Linked DNA regions of Mus musculus: all the other regions are linked to region 1. A link is a loop called in an ENCODE intact Hi-C map of the cell type or tissue named here. Cell type or tissue: left cerebral cortex. All regions are shown on one strand.

Evidence for each region. Hi-C counts contacts between places; a loop is a spot of excess contacts. Peaks named below come from ENCODE experiments on the same cell type or tissue, not always from the same donor. Only the 100,000 strongest peaks of a DNase experiment are listed, where the experiment ranks them.
Region 2: a loop joins it to region 1, with 4 times the contacts of the local background. A loop is called at or near these places in 16 of 42 quality-filtered maps.
Region 3: a loop joins it to region 1, with 9 times the contacts of the local background. A loop is called at or near these places in 4 of 42 quality-filtered maps.

The regions. Positions count from the first base shown.
Region 1 is chr4:135,491,436-135,499,435 of GRCm38, forward strand. It overlaps Nipal3 (NIPA-like domain containing 3), which reads right to left and starts at 3,143. Exons shown (of 12, transcript NM_028995.4): 1 at 2,995-3,143. It overlaps Stpg1 (sperm tail PG rich repeat containing 1), which reads left to right and starts at 4,552. Exons shown (of 9, transcript NM_030189.3): 1 at 4,552-4,711. In left cerebral cortex, CTCF peaks have their summits at 3,327 (motif pointing left) and 3,529; DNase peaks (open chromatin) are centred at 2,660, 3,204, 3,517, 3,886 and 2 more places; H3K4me3 peaks cover 2,559 bases; H3K27ac peaks cover 1,671 bases.
Region 2 is chr4:135,429,430-135,437,429 of GRCm38, forward strand. It overlaps Rcan3 (regulator of calcineurin 3), which reads right to left and starts at 4,376. Exons shown (of 5, transcript NM_022980.4): 1 at 4,183-4,376. In left cerebral cortex, a CTCF peak has its summit at 4,383; DNase peaks (open chromatin) are centred at 99, 4,170, 4,451 and 4,760; H3K4me3 peaks cover 1,726 bases; H3K27ac peaks cover 1,020 bases.
Region 3 is chr4:135,348,218-135,356,217 of GRCm38, forward strand. Srrm1 (serine/arginine repetitive matrix 1) reads right to left here and starts at 4,929. Exons shown (of 18, transcript NM_016799.4): 1 at 4,880-4,929. The coding sequence starts at 4,900. In left cerebral cortex, no CTCF peak of the experiment used is centred here; DNase peaks (open chromatin) are centred at 4,372, 5,059, 5,463 and 6,026; H3K4me3 peaks cover 2,671 bases; H3K27ac peaks cover 1,983 bases.

The DNA.
Region 1 (8,000 bases):
TCTAAAACTCTACTCTTGGCTCTTAGACATCCCATTCCCTCTTCTCCCCTTCCTCCCCCAACTCCCGCTCCCCCCCCCCCCCGATTTAAACTCCTATTTCACCCATCAGCTTGAGGACAAGATAATGGGCCACCGACATCTGCTTCTCCTTGTCTCTGAAATCAATGAATCAATAGATCCCACGGCCATCAGGTTGGCAGCACCTGCTTACAAGCCCAGCACTCAGGGGAGGCTGTCACAGGACCCCAGGATAGCCTGGGCTACATAATGAGATCTTGTCTTAGAGCAAACCAAACCAACAGTAACAATGATGAACAACCACACCAAACCAAATCACGGGTGTTTCAACTTAGGAAGGAAAGACTATGAGGAAAATCCTCCACGGGGCAGGGGCGCTGTACTGGGAGGTGGGGCCTGATGCCCGGGTCAGCTTGGCTCTGGGTGATTCAGCATCTCATCTGTAAATTGTGGCTTTGAGCTGAAGCAGGGATAAAGATCACCCTGTTAGCTTAACTGGACTGCTGTTTTCAGTGTTTCTCACACTTGTCTCCCAAACAGAGAAGAGAAAATCCAAGAGCTCACAGTGGAAACCCTAACACTGTATTAAAAGGTTCTATCCAGCCTTATGCTTTCAAATATATATATATATATTATACATATTATATATAATATATATTATATATATATATATATACACACACACACAGAATAACCCCACACAAAGCACCAAACAAAAATCATATGAATTTATATTCTATTCTATTGTGCAAACTGTTTACTATACTTCACGTTGTAGTTGTTAATGTGTTATCGTCACGTATGTGAGTGTCTGAGGGTCGTCGTGTGTTTGTGGAGGTGGTGGCAGTCAGTCCTCTCCTCCCGCAGTGGGTTCCAGGGATTGAACTCAGGCTTCCAGCCTTGCCTGACAGCTGTCTTCGCCTGCTGAGCCATCCCGATGGCCTCTTGACATGTTTTGGATTGCTTCTGATCTGACATGTGCTACCTTGTGTACCTCAGCCAGGTTACCCCCAGCTTTTAAGCCAGTTTCCTTAGCTGTAAAACGTGACTCATGTTTCTGTGCCACGGGCTGCGCGGAAATCCGATGGGATGTGGTGTGCTAAGGTGCACAGAAGACAGCTTGGTGGAGCCAGTTCCTTCCATCCTACATAGTGGTCCTGGGGATTGAACTCAACTCATTAAGCTTAACCGCAACTACCCTGACCCACTAAGCCATCTTGTGGGCCCACTCCCCAGTGTAACCCTATAGGGTTCATTCATACATCTATGCTCTTAGCTCCCAGGCATCTACCCAAGAAAGAGTTGAGGGCCTAGGTTTTAAAAACCTGCGCATCACATAGTTTCTAGTTCCCTCTACCTCCTGTTCCACACCTAGGAAAAGCAACAGCATGCACTGATGTCACAAGACAGACAGGCACAGACACCAAATGCCAGCTTAGTACAGGGCAGCCATGAAGACCTCTCTGCCCAGGTTGCACCTTGTCAAAGGGCCTAAAGTTAAGTTGTTGCTGCTGCTATCATTTGAGACAGTATTTCTGCAAGATGCCTCCCATATGTTTTTTGATATGTTAGATCCAATGCATATAGGATCAACTGGGAACCATAATTTTCTGGGAAGACTGGGAGGGCATAATTATAATTACTCTTGGATTAGACTGCATGTGTGTGAAAGCAACTCTGTGTTAAATGTCTGTATCTCTGTCCTGACATCGTTAATATGGGGGTGCTCGAGAGCTCCTTCTACCTGGGAGAGACCTAGGGCTGCTTCCAGCCTGGAGTTGAGGGGGCCCTGGATTGAAGGCACCTGTCAGGTCCTCTGCTGTTCCTGGAAACCTAGCTCAGAGCCTGGCAAGGTAACTTGCATAGATGCCCACTCGACCAAATGTAATGCCCATGATACACTGTGGTTTAAAAAAAGAATGCCTTACTCAGAACCCATGGCCACAAACAGATATACCCAGCCCCACCCACAGGATGTCAGAAAATGCAAACAGGCCTTGGGAACCAGCTAGGGAGGACAGCAGGTTGTCTCCCCCCACCGCACCCCTCTGTGTGTGTGTGTGTGTGTGTGTGTGTTGAGTCACTGGCTTTTAAACAGTAGCTTCAACTCCCCTCTCTACCCAGGGAACCCCCAGAGCTCTGAATACCCAAAGACAGAGGGAGGAAGATTCTCCTTGAACTGCCGTGTAGCATCACCCCAAAGCCTCCGTGGACTCTGTAAGTTGCATTCCCTTATAAGGCTCACACTTTGGCCTGGTGATGGTTTATTGTTGGTCCAAGGCTGACATATGTCCAAGAGGCACACAGCCAAGCCAGTGTTGACAATCACAGTCACAGTTTATGGTCACTGACCCAAGAGAATTCACAAAGTGCTTGCTTCCACTCGAATCCCCCGGCCTCATCTAAATGAATAACTCCGTTAACCCCACCGAGCAAGTCTTCCAGCGAGCATAACAGCCTCGCGGCCATGAAATTGGCTGTAACTAAAAACAAGGGTGTGTGTGTGTGTCCGCGCGCGCCCCCCCGCGTGCGTGCATGGAGGTCTTGTCACCACCTGACGATTCAGTTTGACCAAAGAACGTCGGTTTCATGCCAAGCTTTTCTTTCCCGGGGCTTTTGAGCACTGAGGGGTGACATTCTCGGAGAGACACACCTCTGTTTCAGTACCAAGCACAGAGCTCCCTCCATCCACCTGCCAGTCGCACCGGCTATTTCCTGCACGCTGGAGCCGGCAGTACTGGCCTTCCACTTCCTCATCTGGTAACGCCCAGCATCTCCTTCATTAAGGCAAACCCGTGCCCACCCTCCTTGAAAATATGGAAGAGACAAAAAAAAAAAAAAAAAAAAAAAATCGGAGGCAACAGAACCCAAACTGACAAGGCTGGCAACAACAAGGGAGACTATATTTATACTAGGGGATCAAAACAGCAAGCCTGATTTCAAGTACCCCTTCCCTCAGTCATGACCGTGACTCACCCGGGACGTTCCTTCTAGATCCACCTATCCCAGGTTCCGGAGAAGCGACTCGGACACTCCGTGCCACCCCTAGGTACAGCCTCTTGGATCCCTTCCCAGCTCCGAGTTTCCAAGGGGCTGCAGTGTTTTGCTTTCAAAGGTGGAGACTTGATTTGTTACACTGCCTGCCAGTCCCAAGCTGGCGAAGCCTCTGCGCAGGCGAGTGGTTGTCGGGAGGGGATGGGCGGGACATCCTGAAATAATTGGCTGCGTCGCCAAGCTCGCTTGAAGCGTAGGGGCGACCTGACACTCACCTGGAGGAGTCCCCTCTAGCGGCCAAAGGAAGAAGTCCGGGCTGCTTTGGTCCCCAAGTTATGGCTGCTCACCTCCACCTGCCGGACAAGTAGGCTGGGCTTAAGCAGCCCGCCTGGTGTCCCCCCGCAGTCTGCGCTAACTGCCACCGACCGTCCCGGGCGGCGCCCCTGCTGCTTCCATCAGGTAGCTCCAGTATCGAAACCCAGCAGAGCCCTGACACGTCTCGGGGACCGTGCGTACCCCTTCTTTCCTGCGCCTGCGTCCCACCTGTTGGCTGTATTGCGTCCTTAATTTCCCGGTACGCCTGCAGCTCAGCAGCCCCGGTAGGCTGTCAATCATCCTAGTAGTCCCGTCCCCCCCCCCGCACCCCTCCCCCGCCCGCTGCTGTTTCCCAGGGGTTCGGCTGTGAGCATGAACCTGCGCGTGGAGCTTCCAGCGCGCTCATTTTTCAGCACGCGCCGTTCAGTCCAGAGCCGCACAGCAACCTCTGGGGGAGATGTTGAGATCACACAGGTTTTACGAGGAAATGACATTGGGGAGACCTCAGCGATGGAAACGCGGTAGAACTGGGAGGGAGAGTTTAAGAGAGGATGGAGCTGCCATATTGTATTATGGGAGATGCCCAAAGACCAACTGGGTCGGTGCGAGATTTTTTTTTTTTTTCTTGAGGCGTGGGTGGCAGGAGATGTGATCTGAGGAACAAGCGGGAGACAGTTTCTAACAGGGGACTATCCCATAATTTTAAAGAAGACGCTGGTGGGTTTAAGCCGGGCTGTGGCTAGGCACTGTGGCTGCGGTGAAACGGGTAAGGGGCTCTTGGAATACTGCACGGTTGCCCTTGGGGAATTATGTCATCGACCTTTCTGCTCTCACACTCAGGGTGTGGATGGATGGGTAGGAACACTTGGGTTTATTCCTTCGATGAGTCACAAAAACAACAAACCAAACAAACCCAACAACCAAACAAAACCGAAACAATCAAACAAACAAACAAACAAGAAAAGGGAACTGAACCCCAGAAACAAAAACCCTAATAGTTAGTTCCCTGCCTAACAGGTTCTCCTTAGCATTGTCAATCCGAACCCCAAAATTCTGGTAGCTTTTTTTGTTGGTTTTTGAAACGTCTCCAACGATTGGTCAACAGCTTTTCACATTAAAGACACAGAGGACACCCCTGGCTAGTTAGCCAGTTGCCTGCCGCCGGACTCTGGAATGTTAGGCCAGTGGTTGCCATAGCGACCGGGCGGGAGGGATAGATTGACTAGTTAGGAACCAGTTCCTGTTAAGGGACCGGTCCTTGAGGTCTTGAGGAGGATTCCGCGCACTCCATGGGACACCCACGGAGACCTCCATACTCCGGGTGCGTGCGGAATCTCTGTGGCCAGTTGGGTGGTGCCTCGGATGCCAGAAGGTGCCACTTGGGGTACGAGTGGGTCAGCTTAAGCCCTCAGTGTACCAACGTGAAAAGAGCTCCCCCTTGGGCCCGGTGAATGGTTGGACATCTGATGCCCCTACTTCAGTCTTTGAGGGGGTCTCAGAACTGGGCGGTGGGTGAACCTCCAAGAGCCAGCTCTAACAGAACCCTTTTGGTACTCCCGCGTCTTCCTCAGCAAGTCTTTATTCTGGACTCCATTTTGGCCAAATGAAAGGGTGAGACTGGCTTCTCGAAGCCACTAACCAGTTGGTACAGTTCCATGTAGGCCTTGAACACACTCTCTCACCAAGCAAAATAGCTAATGGGTCAATCTCCTGGGGCTTTGAAAGGTCTTTTGAATCTCCTGTGCCTTCCACTATCCTTTAGTAGGGATGTTTCAAGTTGGAGGAAATCAGGCTAGACCGTGACCATCCGTCATGACCCATCAAGTGCAGGAGGCTCACCTGGCAAGCAGCATCCTGGGCAGAGCTAGGTTATATCTGTTCTCTACCAACTGTACCAGCATTCCATGGAAGACTGGAAAGCAAGATAGATACTTGTTTCCTTCTGGTGGTAGAATAATGTACTCTTTGACAGTTTTATACTTTCTTAAAATTTTCCAAAAATTTGATAATTTGCGTGAGAAGCATAATTTTAAAAATCTCTTGCAACTTTTAAAAAATAGATTATTTTAATTTTATGTACATTGGTGTTTTGACTGCATGTGTGTCTGTGTGAAGGTTGTCAGATTGCCCCTGGAACAGGAGTTATAGTTGTGAGCTGCCATGTTCATGAGAATTGAACTCTTAACCTCTCTCTGAGTCATCTCTCCAGCCCCGAATTTTTTTTCTTTAAAGACAAAGTCTCACTATGTAGTCCTGGCTAGCTTGGAAAGCTCTATTTAAACCAGGCTGGCCTTAGGCTCACAGAGATCCATCCACCTTTTCATGTTGGCATTAAAGGAGAAAACATCACTCCAAAATTTTTTGTTGTCATTTAAAAAAATTAATTTTCACTTTATGAATATGGATATTTTTCTCTGTCTGTCTGTTTCTGTAGCACACACAGGCCTGGTGCCTGTGGTGGCCAGGAAAGGGAGATTATCAGGTCTGTTTACACTGGAGCTATATAATGGCTTGGGGCCTCCATATGAATGCTTAGAATGGAACTCAGGCCCTCTGGAAAACCAGTCAGTGCCCTTCACCACTAGGCCATCTCTCCAGCCCTGTTGCTTTGTTTTGTGAGATAGGGGTCTGGACATATGATCCAAGCTGGCCTAGAACTCAGCGTGTAGATCGGGCTATCCTTGAACTTCTGATCCTCTCGCCTCTATTTCAAAGTGCTTGGATTACACGTCCCACTGCTGTTGCTGCCGAACAAACCAGGGCTTTGTCTTCATGAGACACCATTCCCAGCGTTCTCCAACAGCAGCGTCCTTAACGGGAGGGCTAAAAAATGGTCCTTACTAAAACAGCAAGGTCACACGGCAATGCGGTTAGTGAATACTGGCTGCTTTCAGAGACAGTAAAAGGCACTGTTCTCTGGTCAGTATTGATCGCTGTTTGGAAATATCTTAATGTTTTAAAGCCATAGTTTCCCGTGATCTTATTAAATGTTAAAATCTTAGATTATACAAATTGCCCTCGCGAAGAAGAATCCATCAAGGAACACACAGTGAAGAAGAAAGTTCTAGACGGACTTAAAATTGCTTACTCAATTCCCCCATTCACTAAGATTTAGAGACAGGGAGAGTTCCTTAGGGCGTATGGGTAAAATGAATCCAGAGTCAGCTCATGAAAAATTAACTGCTTTGGAGATGAAACTGTGTACATGCTATTGACAACTAAATGAAAAAAACAAACAGAAAAAAGAAAAAAGAAAAAACAGAATAATAGCCCCAGCCACATGGATTAGAAAACTCTTTAGATCTCAGACAAGCAGGTGGCCCAATAATGTAGTCCCTGAGAGAAGTTACCTCGATTAGGGAGGGAGCAATTTCCAGGCTGCCCTGCAGGCAGGAGGGCAGTGGAAACAAACTCTAGTCTTCTGAATTGAAGTGCATTAGCATTGCAGCTTGGATGGCCCCCAAGGCCTGTTTGTTGAAAACCTGGTCCCTGGCCTTTGATGGTATTGGGGGTTTGTGGAATCTTCAGGAGATAGGGCCCAGTGGAAGGAAGTTAGGTCACTGGGTGTGTGATGTTGGAGGAGCTATTGGGACCAGCCCTTTCCTGTTTTTCTTTGCTTCTCTGGATGCTGTGGAGAGGACCCCCCACCCCTACTTCCACTATGCTGTGTTCCCGAAGTCCGCGCTGATGTAGGCCCTGAGCAGCGGGACCGATGAGGAGGGGCTGAAACCCTGGGAGCCGGGAGCCAATACAAGTCTTTAAGTATTTTGTTTAAGTGATGGGATGCTACCTGACATAAGGACATGGAGGTCAGAGTCCAGGGAAGGCAAAGAATGCAGAATTGTGATCTAAAATACCAGAGGAGACTGTGGCTTAGGGAAAAAGCTGGCAATCTGAAGAGATCGCTTTGGGTGTTGGCTGTGGAACCCCAGAGCCAAGGATACTTCATGTCCCCATAGGCCAGGATGGAGGGACACTGTGTTAGACAGGAGATAGGATGATTCCACAGAAGCAGTATGCCTAGTGACTGAGGGCGTGGCTCAGCTGGCAGACTGCTTGCCTAGCTTACATGTGTGTAGCCCTGAACTCGATTCCCTGCGCCACATCCAGGGGTATAAATGGTGATGTATGCACGCAATCCATCAGTCAGGAGGCGGTGGCAGGAGGATCAGAAGTTCCAGGTCATCATTAGCTCCATGGTGGGTTTGCCAGCCCAGGCTACAAGAGATACTGTTAAAAGAAAATCAAGTATCATGCCTTAGTAGTGACAATAAATGACTTCCAGAATAAAAACTGCTCTGAATCTTCCCAAGCCTGAACGCTTGAAGAAGTCAAACCTGCAAGTTACCAAAAACAAGCCAGGGGAAAAGAATGCAAACGCACGTACCCAGCAGGAAGATCCAGGAAAATGGACCCCAACCAGGAGAGCAGTACCAGCAATGGCAGATATTACAGAACCAGCGGAAAAGCACTCCAGAAAAGCCGTTACAGACTGGAGAAGACTCCAGAAAAGCCGTTACAGACTGGAGAAGACTCCAGAAAAGCCATTACAGACTGGAGAAGACTCCAGAAAAGCCGTTACAGACTGGAGAAGACTCCAGAAAAGCCGTTACAGACTGGAGAAGACTCCAGAAAAGCTGTTACAGACTGGAGAAGACTCCAGAAAAGCTGTT
Region 2 (8,000 bases), 62 kb before region 1:
CTGGTGGTGGTGGTGGTGGTGGTGGTGGAGTGTCTGCCGGCGTGTGGCATGCTGTGTGTGAGAGTCAGAGGACAGCTTTCAGGAGTTGCTTCTCCTACCATGTGGAACGTGGGCTGTGTTAGGCTTGGCAGGAAATGCCTCTACTCTTTGAGCCAGCTCACCAAACCTGCCTTGGTTTTTTACTTGGTTCCTCAAGTGCAAAATAGAGATAACAATAATCTTTTACCCAATAAAGATATTAGGAGAAATAATGCTCATATTCAGAGTAACACTTCACACACGGCTGTGCTAAGCAACTATTTAACACAAGCTTGATGTGAGTTTCCCTGTTGGTTGAAAGGAGCCCAATAGTACCAGAACTACTGTTAGAACTCATGTTTAGACTATAATATGGAATGAAAAAGGAAAAAAAAAACTGAGTAAATCACAATATAAAGGGAGAAAAACCCTAGCATTTAGTATGACCTCAAGGAAAGCAGAGAGGACCTATCAGGAAACCGAGCTCCCAAACAGCCACTGACTTAGTTCTCTGCTTCTAGTGTAAAGACAGATTTAAAACAGCCCGGAAAAGGCCACCAGGCCTTGTGTGAGCCTCACAGAATTTTATGTCATACATTATCTGCCATTTCTAGGTAGATATCGGCTATCTTGATGAAAATACGTGAGAGTTTTTGATGTTTTGTTTTTTGCTCAAAAGCCTACACTGTCAATCACTTTAGAATTTCCTGACATGCTAAATGCATTTCAAATGGAAAAGAGAAGTATGGACAGAGATAAGCTAGCCTTGGTTTCATGAGGGCAATAAGCAAACACTACAGGGCTGAAGCCCAGGCTCAGAGCTCCAGGCCTTGCCTGGCATCAGGAGGCCCTGGGTTCTGTCCCCAGCACAAAGGCTCTATTCCTGATTCCTGTAACTGTTGCAAGCCCCACCTGTGCTGATCCAGGCCTAGCATCATCTCCAGTGCTGATTCCTGCAACTGTTGCAAGCCCCACCTGTGCTGGTCCAGGCCTAGCATCATCTCCAGTGCTGATTCCTGCAACTGTTGCAAGCCCCACCTGTGCTGGTCCCCGCCTAGCATCATCTCCAGTGCTGCCCGGCCCTGGCTGGCTTCCCGCTAGGCTAGGCTAATGGTTTCCTCATGCAAACATTGCGTGAGTGGGAAGCCTCCAAGGACAGACCTTGACCATCTGCTCTGCTGCACCAGCCTGGGGACAGAGCTAAGCCATCAGGGCTGAATGGCAAGCAATTTCAGCTGACAAGGAAAAGGTGAATTCTTTCTCCTCTAGAATTTGTCAACAAAATATTATGTTTCCTAACTCCGGGAACATTCTAATCTCTTAGCCAGATTTGCTTCAAATGGAACTCCTGCCAACCCTGGGGCTCTGGTCTACCATGGTTCCCCTCTCATCTCTCATCCAGCATTCTCAGGTAGAACTCTACTACCTTTTTTTTTTTTTTTCTTGATTTGGTTTTTTGAGACAGGGTTTCTCTGTATAGCCCTGGCTGTCCTGGAACTCTATAGACCAGGATGGCCTCGAACTCAAAAATCTGCTTGCCTCTGCCTCCCAAGTGCTGGGATTAAAGGTGTGTGCCACCACTGCCCGGCTTCTTTTTTCTTTTCAGTAGTAGTAGTGACAAGAATCAACATAATAAAGTTGGTGGAACATTAATGTAAAATCGGTTATAGAGACTAGATTTTGGGGGCTAGAGAGATGGATGGCTTCGCAGTTAAGAGCACGTACTGCTCTTGCAGAGGACAAGAGTTCGGTTCCTAGCTCCCGCCTCTGGTGGTTCATAACCACCTGTAACTACAGTTCCGCAGGATCCAATGTCCTCTTCTTGACCCCACAGATATGTGCTTATGTGCATAAACTCACACACAGACACAATTGAAAACATGAATTTTTAAAAGTTATCCTTCTGGAGCTGGAGAGATGGCTTTTGCTCTTGCAGAAGACCTGGGTTCAGTTCCCAGCACCCACCCAGGGGCTCACAACCCCAGGATAGCCAATGCCTTCCTCAGACTTCTGAGGACCCCAGGCATGTCTGTGGCTCACAGAACAAGCAGACAAGACACTCATACACATAAACTTCTAAAAACCTAAAAATTACATTTCTGTATTCTGTTTTCAAGACCTAAAGTCACCGCATTTTTATTGATAATCTATAACTGTCCCTATCACTGGTGACATTCCTGCTCGGTGTGTTAGTATGAGAAAGACGAAATGTAAACACCGCCTGCCAAGGCTGTGGAGAGTAGCTGACTCCATTCCGTTTGCTGCATGTAACTCAGACACCCGAGCAGAGCCGGTTCTCTTCAGGGCACTGCTACTGCAGCTCAATGGCGAGAGGGTTTTTCTGTTTCTCTGTTTTCATATTGAGGATTGAACCTGGCATCTCCAGCATGCCGGTCAAGGGCTTTACCATTGAACTACATCACTCTAGGCCAGGCTGAGCTTTGTGTAGGTTTTTGGAGCTGGGTGGCAGGTCTGGAGCTCTAAGTTATAGTATCTTCATGCCTGCCCACCCCCCCTTTGGACCCACACTTCCTGTAACATCATGCAGCATTGCTTCTCGTGGGTTAGTGAGCACTCCAAGGTTTTAAAACCTTAAAATATAGCATGATTGAATAGTTAAAAAAAAAAAAATCAAATCTGTGTTCCCCCAAAACACTAAAAGCTCCTCTCTTGGAAACTGGCTGCCAATGAAGCAAATTGGAAAGCTGCAGTGAAGAGTAACAGGATACTGATTTCATCTTTTTCATAATCCTCCCACATCCAATGTATAACTGAACGCTAACGTGAAATCCCCATCAAAATGAACAACTGTGCATGCTGCATAAACACCCAGACTCTGAGACTTAATATATTCCTCAAATTCTGCCCTTTTACTTACTTCTGAGTTTGTGTACATGCATCAGGTGTGTGCATAAGCCCTCAGAGGTCAGAGGAGGGGTGGGATCACCTGGAACTGAAGTTACATACGGGTGCTAGGACTCAGAGCCCAGTTCTGTGCAAGAGCAGTAGGTGCTCTTAACAGTGGACATCCCCCGCCCCCGGCACACTATTTTGTTAACATATATTTATTGAATGTTTATATGTGTGTTTGACTGTGGCCTCAGCAACACTCAGGTATTAGTCAAAGGACAACTTGCAAAAGCTGATTCTCTCCTCCTGCCATGTTGATCCCCGGGATCCGGGAACTCCAACTGTCAGGCTTTGCAGTAAGTGTGTCTGTCTGTACCAGCTGAGCCATCTCATAGGACTACATATTGATATATTGGACTAGAGGTAATGGCATTGTGTTAAGATAGGTTTTATTTTGTTTTGTTGGGCAGGACCGTATTATGTAGTCCAGACTAGTCTCCCACTTGCTAATATTATAAACGTGTGCCACACCCAGTTCTTAAAATAACATTTTAAAGTAATCACTAATCATAGCTACAGATGGTCAATTACTTCTCTGGCCAACTAGTAGATGAGAGACTTCTACGAAAAGTTCAAGTAAATGTATTGTCCTAGATAGCCTTCAATATTGGGACGCGAATATATATATATTTGGTTTTAAACCCTACAATAAAACATCACTCTACATAATCCTAGTTTGAATCTGAAACATGGACGTGAGCCGCTAGAATCTTAATCCCCAGAGGAGATGATGAGATTTCGCACGGAAGCTGGAACCCCACAACCTGGAAACAGACAGCTATTGAAGGGTTCAAGAGGAAGCGGACAAGTTTCCAGATGCCAGGGAAGCAGAGAAGCACGAGGATTCCTGCATCCTGGGGGAGGGGAGGAGAGAGGGGAGTGGGGCTTCCACCTGCTGCCAGGAGGGTTTTACTAGCCACACCTTCCCTGCCCTCCGGGAGGGGGGGGCCAGGTTGGGCCTGACATCTTTCAAAAAGTCGAACTGCGGGTGGAGAAATTGCTGGTGGAGGAGAAAGGACCTGGGGGCGAGGGTTGTTTTGCAGGACGTTACCCCGAAGCTGCTGGGGGAGATCCTGGGCATCAGGCGGTTGGTCCTTAGCAACGTCTAGGGGGTTCCTGGAGGATCTGGGCAGCTGCTGCTCTAGCTGAGGCTGCTTTAACTTTCAGGGATCCTGGGGATCCATCACCCAGAGCTGCTGCAAACCTGTTCCGAGCGGCCGCGACCCGGCCCCGCCCTGCGAAGGGGAGACTCACCTGTGCGCTCGAGGGGAGAGGCCCGAGGGGGGATGCCCACGAGCGCGGCCTGGGGCGGACAGACCCTCACCACCCGGAGCCACCACGCCCTCAACGCGGGCCGCAGCGGCCGCCTCAGCCGGCGACACGGGCGGTGACCTAGGGCTGAGCGAGGTTGCCAGCGTCGCGCGCGCTCCCGGGCCCGCGCGCCTCGCGCCCTCCCTGGGTTCCTCGCGCCCAGGGGGCGCGCTGCGCCGGCGCACAGACAGGAGGGCGGGGCTGACAGCTGGGTGGGCGGGAGTCGCCGAGTGGTGGGCGGGGCTCTGGGGGCGGGGGTGGGTTCTGCGCGCGCGCATTCGCCTGCTCCTCTTGGCTGGCTGGCACTGGCTTTGAGGGACTTGGGCCGGCACTCTTTTTTTTTTTTTTTCCCACCCCCCCTGGGCCGGCACTCTTAAGGCAGAGGCTTTCCTTGACCTCCAGAACGGGACTTTTGATGTCCCCTTGGTATCCGCCGCCCCCAAGAAACATTTTCTCTCTCTTTTTGCTGACCTCACGTGACAGTGACAGGAACAGCTAGCCGGGATACTAGGAACCTTCTCGGGGCGGGTTCCTGTGAGCTTAACCCGGGGTAGCCTTCTAGGAACCTGGCAGCCGGATGTGCCCGACCTCGCCCCGCAGCTCCCGTCGCCCAGTAGAGGCGATGGCGACGTGGCTGTGCTATGGGTGTCACCAGGTGTGTGACTGCGCGCGCCCCATCCCTCCCTCCATTGCACCCAGCACAGATGTACAATATTAATGATATTTGCGTTTGCCTTTCCACACAGTCTTGCTTATCTCCCTTGGAGATAATGGAACATTAATTATGTCTAGGTCAGGGTTTAGGCTAGTAGTAGCGCCGAGGCTGGCTGGCATTTTAATTTTAATTGCTGTTGCTGAGACCAGCCTGTCAGGGAGCTGTGCCCTCTTCCAGCTCACAAACTGGATGAACGGTACAGAGCTGGAGAACTCTCAGCTCCCGCTAGAAGGATTCTGCTCTGCTATCCAGGCCGTATGGCTCAGTTCTGAGGGTCCTTGCTCCCAACCCCGGACGCACGTGATGGAAGGAGAGAACTCCTGCAAGTGTTCTCTGACTTCCACACGGCTGCCCTTCTGAATAATAAACAAATAATAAATAGAAAATCAGCTTTTGTCATTTACGCAAGACCCTTCATAGGACAAATGAAACAAGGGGGTCAAAACTAAGGACACAGTGTTGTCACTCGGTGAGAGTCATGGGCACAAAATGCAGGGCATAGCATCCTCGTCAGAGTGACTCCCATAGTGTCCCCCACAGGATCACAGTGTTGTATCCCTTTTGCTTTAGGAAGTTTCTGCAGCTTTCCACCCTGAGGCTCCTGATTAAACTTGACTTAACACGTCAAGTTCTTCACTTTTTCATCAAAGAATTATGGAGAGTGACTTCTATACTCACATCAAGAAGCATAGAAATGTTTCCCCTTGGGCTGGTGAGATGGCTAGATGGTTAAGAGCACTGACTGCTCTTCCAAAGATCCTGAGTTCAAATCTCAGCAACCACACGGTGGCTCACAACCATCTGTAATGAGATCTGACTCCCTCTTCTGGAGTGTCTGAAGACAGCTACAGTGTACTTACATATAATAATAAATAAATAAATCTTAAAAAAAAAGAAAGAAAGATTCTCTGAACTCAGTTTCTGAGGTGACTCAGTTGGCTAAATACTGGGTTCAGTGAGAAATTGCGTCTCAAAATATGCAATAAAGAGTAAATGTGGCCAGCTTCTTACCCCCACAGTCATATGTGCACAAGCACACAAGTATGCATGTGTATGTGTGTACATGCAGATTTGTGCACACATACACAGACGTGTATATGTAGCACACACATGATGGAGTTCTAAGTCAGTGTGTGTGGGAACTGCTGCATTCTCTACCCCTGCTCAGGAATGAATGAGCTCCGGGAGCCTTAGGAAGGGCTTGGAGCCATTCTAAGTTAAAAGCCTGGCTCCAGCTTGCATTGGTTATTATTTCCCAATGGTTATGAAGGCCCTGTGCTGGGGGTTGAGCTCATAAGATCAAGGAGCCTACCAAGAGAGAGGAGACAGTGGTTGTGAAAGGTTACATGTACCAGTGATGTGCTGGCAAGTAGAGAGAGAAGGTGGTACAAGTGCCTGAGGAGGGCTTCTGTAGGTAGTCAGATGGGAGGGGGCATTGCCCAATTAGTGACCACAGGGGCACATTGACATGTAGACAGACAGAACCCTATCTTTCCAAGTCTTACTGGCCATTCTCTCTCCTCTCTCCATCCTCCTCCCCTCAATCCTCACCCCCAACCTCTCTCCTTGTAGTCCAACACATAAAATAAAGCACACTGGAGGATGTGCACGCTGGATGACCTAACAGGAAAGCCTGAGGCTTCAGGAATGGCTGGACCCAGGGGCTCAAGCTACACCACTGGCTCGTCCCCCTTTCTCTCTATCTCTTAACTGTTTTCTTCCTCCATGCTGACAGCAAAAGTTACACCCAGTATCTCACTGGTGTAGGTTTGGTTATGTCGCATCTTTAAATCTCTCTCTTGAGAGGGGGCGTGGAATATTCCAACAGTCTAGTTCTGGGTCATGCATTCAGTCTCAGGCACGGGAGAAGCGGGAGAGGCAGGTTCTCGTGCCAGGAAGTTTCTGGCTGGTTCCTCCATCACTGTAGCTCCTGATTTGCTCACAGTGGAGCTGACCTGTCTACGCGGCTTCCATGAGTCCCCTGTACTCTGGCTCAGGCAAGGCATCCCAGAGAGAGTAGGCAGAATGGAACGCAAAGGTCAAAGGTCAAAAGCTTGACGTCAGACCCGTGAGTCTGCCTTTGCATCAAAGGAAGAGTTGTTGCCTGTATTGTGAATGAGACTGAGATCAAGAGATTAAGAGACCAGGAGCGGAATCTTCCACATCCTTCCTCTTCCTGTTGTGTCTGGCGAGGTGATGGGCATTGTGGGTAAGGAATACTTGCTATGAATGAGCTCGGCACGGACTCCCGTTTCCCAGGGCACCTTTCCTCGCCTCATCTCCGTGGTTTGGGTTACAGGCCGAGGGAAAAGGATCTCTTGATCCATTGAAACTGGGACTAAGGTTGATAAGCGGCCCCTGTCCCACAAAACTCAAGGAGAGCCTGTTAGTCGATGACTTGATACAGCTCCTGCAGGAAACTTTCCGGATGTGCAATCTCATTTCCGAAGTTCTCATCCGATGTGCATGGCTTAAGCAGTCAATACACGGAAAGTATCCTTGATGGGTCTGCTGGGAGAATCTAAAGCCTGTGGCTGTCTCCAGAGATGCTTTGCCATTTTATCAACCAAATGAATGCCTAACTGGTGACCCAGAAATTCCATCTCCCCTCCTCCAAATAAAAAGAAAGAATGAGGGTAGGGAGATGGGTCAGTGAGTAAAGTATTTATTGCCCTGGTGTGAGCATTGGTGTTCGATCCCTCACCTCACACTCCTGAGAATTCTGAGGGGGCGTGGCCCTGACCTATAGTCCAGCACTCTGAAGACTGAGACGGAAGATCTCTGGAGCAAGCTGGCTAGCCAGACCAGCTGCATTAGGTGTACTCTCTGTTCAACTGGGAGACCCTGCCTTAGTGAGTGAAGTGAAAAGCGATTGAGGAAGACTTTGATGTCCCTGGGCCTTCCCAAACACAAGAAGGAATTTGCATGCAAGTTCATGAATATACATGTAAATACCCCACACCTTTTTTTTATTTATTTATTTATTTATTTATTTATTTATTTAAAAGAGACTTGTCTAAGAATTCTCTGGGTGTGTTTACCCATG
Region 3 (8,000 bases), 140 kb before region 1:
AATAGTCGGGCTGGTGAAATGGCTCAGTGGGTAAGAGCACCCGACTGTTCTTCCGAAGGTCAGGAGTTCAAATCCCAGCAACCACATGGTGGCTCACAACCATCCATAAAGAGATCTGACTCCCTCTTCTGGAGTGTCTGAGGACAGCTACAGTGTACTTAGATATAATTAATAAATAAATAAACAAATCTTAAAAAAAAAAATACAATAGTCAGAGCAAGATACCCTCTCCACAATGTTAACTTTGAGACATATACTTTCTTTGCGGGTGTTTAAATGAGAAAGCGGGTACATTTCAAGTTCTCATCCTCTCCTAAATGCAGCACAGTGAGACTGTTCTGTTCCGCTGGTCACAACTTTAAGAACACGATGAGCAGAAGCATGAAGACTGCAGCAAGTCCCAGTGTGGCCTGGCAGACACACCAAGTCCCAGTCACTACCAAAGGACAGACGCTGGAGGATAGGGATACAGCTCAGTGGCAGAGTTCACCCAGCATGCAGGAAGCCCTGGGCTTAGCCGGGCGTGGTGGCGCAGCCTTTAATCCCAGCACTCGGGAGGCAGAGGCAGGAGGATTTCTGAGTTCGAGGCCAGCCTGGTCTACAGAGTGAGTTCCAGGATAGCCAGGGCTACACAGAGAAACCTTGTCTGGAGGGGGGTGGGGTGGGAAAAAAAAGGAAGCCCTTGGTTTAATTCTAGTACTACATAAACCAGGTATTGCGGTACTTATGATCTGAGTCCTATAAGCCAGGTATAGTGGTACTTGTAATCTGAGTCCTAGGGATTTGAAAGGTTAGAAGTTCAAGGTCATTTTTGGCTCCACAGCTTGAGAGAGACACGGGAAACCCAGTGTGTTAGAGGGGGTGAATGCCAAGAACCAAAAAATGTGGTGCACAAATATAATCCAATAATATGGGCATTTAAGGAAGACAAGGTATCTTAAACCACATACCGAGTTCAGGCCTCTAATTCTGTCTCAGAAAGGAAAATGGATGGGGGAGGGTGAAGGGGTGGAGAGAAAGGGGGAGATGGAGAGGAGAGGAGCAGAGAAAGAAAGAAGAGAGAAAATGTGAATTAATGAATTTAAAGCCAGGCGAGAAGGTATACTCTCGTAACTCTAAAATTTAAGACAAGAAGAAAGAATTAGGGGTTCTTGCAGGGCTGGAGAGATGGCTCAGAAGTTAAGAGCACTGACTGCTCTTCTGAAGGACCTGAGTTCAAATCTCAGCAACTACATGGTGGCTCTCAACCATATGTAATGAGATCTGACACTTTCTTCTGGTGTGTCTGAAGACAGCTATAGTGTACTTACATATAATACTAAAAAAAATCTTAACAAAAACAACAAAAAAGACAAACTTGCAAATTCTAGGCCAGCCTGGACTACAACAAAACCCTATCTGGAGGAACAAACAACAGTTCTTAAGTAAATGAGAACAAAACTTCACCAAAGGACTCATCAGAACAGCACCACATCACAGTTTTTGTTCATTTCATCCTTCCTCCTGGCTCAATTAAACCTGGAAGTAACTGGCTCTGACTTGAAATCTACAGATTAGTTTTCGGACTAGCTCCATTCCCTTGAAAACATTTGTTTGGCCTGAGAATAGCAGAGGGACAAGAGCACTCAGCTAACATGCACAACACACGGGTGAGATCCCCAGGACTGTATCAGCAGCAAAAAGTTTTGGGTTGGGTATGGTGTCCAAAACCTCTAATGCCCGCACTCAGGAGGCAGAGGCAGGAGGGTCTCCATGAGTTGCAGGCCAGACCAGTCAACAGCTAGAGCTTCAGAGTGAGACCCTGTCTCAAAACTAAGTTTTGAGAAGGAAAACAAAAACAACCAACAATACAAAACAACAACAACCCTGTAAAAGTGTGCCAGTTCTGCTACCATATTTCTTGAGAACACACAACCTAATCTCTGAGAATGTTTTCTTTACGTCAAATTAATGGCAATGAAGCAAAAAATAGAGATGGATGTCTGAGGTGATAAGGTATGCCAACCACCGTCATCTGATCATTACACGGCATAAGCACTGGATATCAGTGGAAAGGTCAAACCTAGTCACCGGAAAGAGATCCAGAAAGGCTGTGACTGAGTGCAGAGCCTGGTGCATGGTGCATGGGCCCTAGTACTGCAAAACCAAAAAGGTTTTAAAGAAAAAGAAAAAAAGTTTTGGGCCAAGAGTGGTGGCATATACCTTTAGAGATAGGCCATCTCTAAAGAGTTCAAAGCCAGCCAGGAGTGGTGGCGCATGCCTTTAATCCCAGCACTTGGGAGGCAGAGGCAGGCTAATTTCTGAGTTTGAGGCCAGCCTGGTCTACCGAGTGAGTTCCAAGACAGCCAAGGGCTACATAGAGAAACCCTGTTTCAAATAAAATAAAATAAAATTCAAAGCCAGGCTGGTAAGAGGTCCTGAGTTCAAATCCCAGCAACCACATGGTGGCCCACAATCACCCGCAATGAGATCTGACGCCCTCTTCTGCTGTGTCTGAACACAGCAACAGTGTACTTATTAATAATAATAAATAAATCTTTGGGCCCGAGTGAGTGAGGTCCTAAAATTCAATTCCCAACAACCACACGAAGGCTCACAACCATCTGTACAGCTACAATGTACTCATATACATAAAATAAATATTAAAAAAAAAAGTTCAAAAGCTGTCCTGGTCTGCTTTTGATCTTATCAACCACCTCTTCAGAAAGAAAGAAAGAAAGAAAGAAAGAAAGAGAGAGAGAGAAAGAGAGAGAGAGAGAGAGAGAGAGAGAGAGAGAGAGAGAGAGAGAGAGAGAGAGAATGCTATCACCAATTCTTTTTTTTTTTTTTTTGGTTTTTCATGCACCACCACGCCCGGCTTACTATCACCAATTCTTAAATCGAATTCTACTCAGAATCAGGTTGTACTAGGTAACTGATCTAAAATTACCTCCCCACCCCCATTCTCCCCTTTTTAAATTTTTTTGAGACAGGGTTCTATGTAGCCTCACTCTGTAGACCAGGCTGGCCTCAAACTCAGAGATCTGCCTGCCTCTGCCTCCCCTCCCTCCCAGAGTGTTGCGATTTAAGGTGTGCGCCACTGCCTAGTAAGTTTTTCTAACTCAGAACATAAATCCCCCACTTTGTCAGTGTGTAGCATATGTCTGAAATTCTAGTACTGAGAAGTCAAGGCAGGACTCTCTAGGTCCAAGGCCAGTTTGGGTTAGAGAACCCAGTTTCAAAACACTTCAACTGCCCCTGCCCCCAAAAGACCCAACCCAGGGAAAACAAAACTACTTCATTTAAGTAAGTGTAAAAAGAATATTTTAAAAAGTGGGTTATTTTCCAGATCCTGTCCTTTTCAAAGGACATCTTCGCCTGAAAATTGACATATCGCTTTGTTTTAGTTCTTCAATCTCCTTTCCACTAGAAATAACTGACAAGCCTGGCCAGGGTGCAAGTCTTCATTCAACCCCAGCATTCGGGAGGCAGAGGCACACAGATCTCTGAGTTCAAGGCTAGCCTGGCCTACAGACTACAGAGTTCCAGGATGGCCAAGGCTACACACATAAACCACTTCCTGAAAAGGCAAAACAAAAACTGAAGGGGGTGGGGGGAGAAAAAGAGACAATTGACAAGTGAAAGAAACCTTCGACTGTTTTTAAGTGTTAACTTCGGTGCCATAAGAAATGAGTACTGACTACAAAGGTTAAGTGCCTAGTTTGTAGTGCAAGTATCTGAGGTGCTGGAGATAGACCCCAGTGTCTTGTTCATACTAGGCAAGCTCTCATGAACCACATACAAGAAGCACCTTTATTATCTCCCTCCTCCTTCCCCCGCCTTCCAATTTTTTCTTTAAAAATGCACACAAACTGTAAACTATATGCTTGATTCAGAGAATGCAAAACTCTAAGCAGTGGTATGACAGAGAGCTGGTATCTGGATTTTTACCAAGCTGTCTTACAAGGTTCTACTCTGCATTACAAGAATCAGCGATTCCTAAAGGGTTTGTTGCTACTTTTAATCCCACAAGTGTACGTTCCCATACATCTAGATCTCGACCTGTAGCTACTTTCCTTCCAAAGTGGACCTAATAAACTGCCTTACTGTGTGGGATCTATGTACCACCTCCAAGGTAACGTCCCCTGCCTGGACATGGGCCGCTGGGAAAGGGTGCTAGCGAAGAGCGGGAAGCGCGACGGAGTCACAACCGTAATCTGTCTCCACCCTCGCACACACCGTTCACTCCAAAAGCCTCCGATTCAAATGTTCCAACTACAAATTATCTAAGCTCCCCTCCCCGAAGAGCTATCAAATTGGGCGGGAGCGCTCACGAACTCTGACCCTGCGCCGCCGGGAAAGCTTAAGACCCAGAGGGTGGACGCTGTACGTCGGGGTTTGGGGGGGGGGCACCCATTTTCTCCAAAGCTGCCACTAAAAAAAAAAAATAATAAGGCCCCTTTCCTCAAACACCTCTCAGGACGGAGCCCCAAACCATACAACCGGTACCCCGCAGCCGCCCCGGGCTTCCCACCGGCCTCCCCCTAAAGACTTCCTCCTTGAGGCTCCGCTAGGCCCCGAGCCCGGGCGGCCGGCGCGGCGCCCGGCCTACAGGGCCTCGCCAGGCGGCCGGTGAGGTTCGGCTCCAGCCCATTCCCGCCGCCATTTTCCGGCCACCGCCACCGCCGCGTAGGGGGGGACGATCCCGGAGGAGGAGACTGCGCAGGGGCGCACCGGTCTCGGCCGCAACGCCGAGGCCGGGGGACGCTGCCCACGAACCCCCTCGGGGTCTCTAAGGCCTTCCTCCGCGGGCCGTCCTGTCCGGGATTTTGAGCGCCTCCCCCTCGGGTCTTACAAACAAGCCTCTCGCCTCTCCCCGGATCCCCGCGCTCGGACTTACGCGGAAGAATCCCGCGTCCATCTTGCCGCCTCGCTCGGAGATCGCTCCCTATCCCAGCGTGCACCGCGCCGCCGCGACGGAGGGCGGGACCGGCAGAAGGGAGCCCAGCGCCGGGAGGCTGCGCGCGCCGCTACACCCGCCCCGCTCCGGCGGGCCTGCGGCTGCGCCTGCTCAGTGCGCCACGAGAACGACGCGCATGCGCAAGCGCACCAGGGCGGCAGCCTTTCGCTAGGAGGGGAGGCGAGCTGGGCGACTGGAACCAATGGAAAGAGGAGGGAGAATCTTTGGGTCGCCCAACCCTACCGATCTTTTTTTTTTTTTTTTTTTTGTGGCGCATGATCAGCGGTGTTCGCGCGACTTGAGTTGATCCTTCCTTTGATCCGTAGTGGGAGGATGTGGGGAGTTGAAGGGAGATGGGGGGCGGGGGGGAAGCCTCAGTCCTGGGGTGCATGGGTAGTCATAAAAGAGAATGCTTGCTTAGGGGCGGCCCGATACGCCAGTTGTTGTCATTGTGAAAGTTGAGCTAGGAGTGGGTTTTGGGAGGTTGCCGGCGGGGTTGAGCCTGCAGCGTCAGCTCGTATGAAGCCCGCGTGTTCGCCGGATGTGCGTCGCATCTGGCTTGTTCTTGAGGTGTCCATTGGATACCTTTCTGTGCTTCTGCTGCGAAACCACGCCGAAGGGCAGGAAGTGGAAGAGGGCCAAAACCGGCCCTTTAATGTGCTCACCAAGCGCTTTCTCTCCAGAAAAGTTTCTCTGGGGCCACTTTGTAACATTCCATCTTTCACAGACACGCGCACCTCTAATGCTTTTTCATGGAAAAGTCGGGAAGTGGGCATGTCTGCCCTAGGAGTGCTAGTGTAGAAACCCGAATGTCTCCAGGCATTTTTTTTTTTTTTCTTTTCCTGGCTTTCCTACTTAAAGGGGGTTGACTTTCCCATTTGAACGCCCACAGACCAGATATGACTAGGTTCGTCTCGTCCATCAAAATCATCAAATGAATCGAAATAGCAGGGAAATCAGAGAGGCTGTCTTTGAGCCTTCTCTGTCTCTGTAGATGGCAGTAGCTTTCCTTTTGTTTAGGACAATCTTGCTGTTGAGAGTCCTCTTTCCTGCACACCCCACTCCCAAGCCCTCAGGAAACACACATGCCACTATGATGGAGGCCCAAGGTCCCTTATCTGAGTTGAACTCCTGCACTAGTTCTGTCACAGATAGCCCTGTTCCTGACCTTGCCACCCAGCATCCATTCTGAAGGAGGCCCGGATGCTGAACGATGCTGTTGAAAACCCTAGGTATCTCTGTGAGTTCAAGGCCAGTCTGGTCTACAGAGTGAGTTCCAGGACAGCCAAGGCTACATAAAGAAACCCCATTAAGTACAAAGAAAGGACGTTAAAGAAAGAAAGAAAACCATGGGCACTTGTCTGCTGAAAAGTCTCCAGTGGTTCCTCACATTTTTTTTCCCCTCCAAAAGTCAAAATTGCCCTTTCCTTGATCCCTTGTGCCTCAACCTCACTCCCTGAATTTCCTGCTGCCCAAGGTTTGTACCGGTCTCTGAGCTTCATGAAACCTCTGACTGAGATAGGCAACAGCAAGGTTACTTGGTAATCCTCAAATTCTACTCAAGTGTCCCCCAGGAAAAAGGCTCACGCACCCTCCACCCCCAGCTTTTATCACCTGAATTTAGGGGGTTTTGTTGTTGTTATGTTTTGTTTTGTTTTTTCACTTATCCTCAACCTTTGTTTCTCACAATGAATTGTGCCCTCTGGTCAAATCTTGACTTCTGCTTCTCTTAATATTTAATAGTGGGTGTGGTGGGTCAAGCCTGAAATCCCAGCACCTGGGAGGCAGAGGATGTCTGAGGATTCTGAGTATAAAGAAAAACCCTGGGCTGGAGACATGGCTCAGTGGTTAAGAGCACTGACTGTTCTTCCAGAGGTCCTGAGTTCAAATCCCAGCAACCACATGGTGGCTCACAACCATCTATAATGGGATCCAATGTTCTCTTCTGGTGTGTCTGAAGACAGTGACAGTGTACTCATATAAATACAATAAATAAATCTTTTTTTTTTTTTTTCCGAGACAGGGTTTCTCTGTGTAGCCCTGGCTGTCCTGGAACTCACTCTGTAGACCAGGATGGCCTTGAACTCAGAAATCCACCTGCCTCTGCCTCCCAAGTGCTGGGATTAAAGGCAGGCACCACCACTGCCTGGCAAATAAATAAAATAAAACAAAACAAAACAAAACAAAACAAAACAGAAACCCCATGATGGTTCAGGCCTTTAACCCTGGCACTAAGGAAATAGGAAATCTATGAGTTCCAGAACAGCCGGAGCTACTCAGTAATACCTTGTTCCAAATGTGTAGCCCTGGCTGTCCTAGAATTCTCTCTGTAGACCAAGCTGGCCTTGAACTCACAGATTACAAGCTAAAAAACTGCCAACCCCCGTTAATGTCTCCTGCATGCTGGAATAAAAGGTGTGTACCACCACTATCTGGCTTAGATGTGTTTTTTAAAATATTATTTATTTTTATGTATATGGGTCTGTTACCTGCATATATGTCTCTATGCTACATGCATGCAGTGTCCAAGAAGGACAGAATAGAACCCTGAATCTCCTGGAACTGGAGTTACAAACTGTTATTAGTCACCATGGGGGTGCTCCTAACCACTGAACCATCTGTTCCTTCCTTCCTGTTCCTCCCTCCCTCTCCTCTCCCTCCCTCCCCACCCACTACTCTCACTCTCTGACACAGGGTCTCATTGTGTAGCTTTGGCTGTCCTGGAACTCACTATGTAGACCTTGCTAGCCTCAACAGGAGAGATCCGCCTGCCTCTGCCTCCAGAATGCTGGAATGACAGTGGTGAACCACTGCTGCCAGCCTAGCCTTTAATACTGGTCTTTTGGATTTCTGTCTGGGTCTGTGTAAGAACACATTATCGAGTTTCCTTGCCTTCAGGGTTGATGTCTCATCCCACCCATGGTCAATGATTTTCCAAGATGATTATCTGAACCTGTCAATTAAAAACCCTGCTGTGGCTTTCTCTTGTCCTCCAGATGAAGCTCAGACTGCTCCCTGTGCCAAAGCCCCTTATGATTCTGTGTACAACCTTCTCCATCTT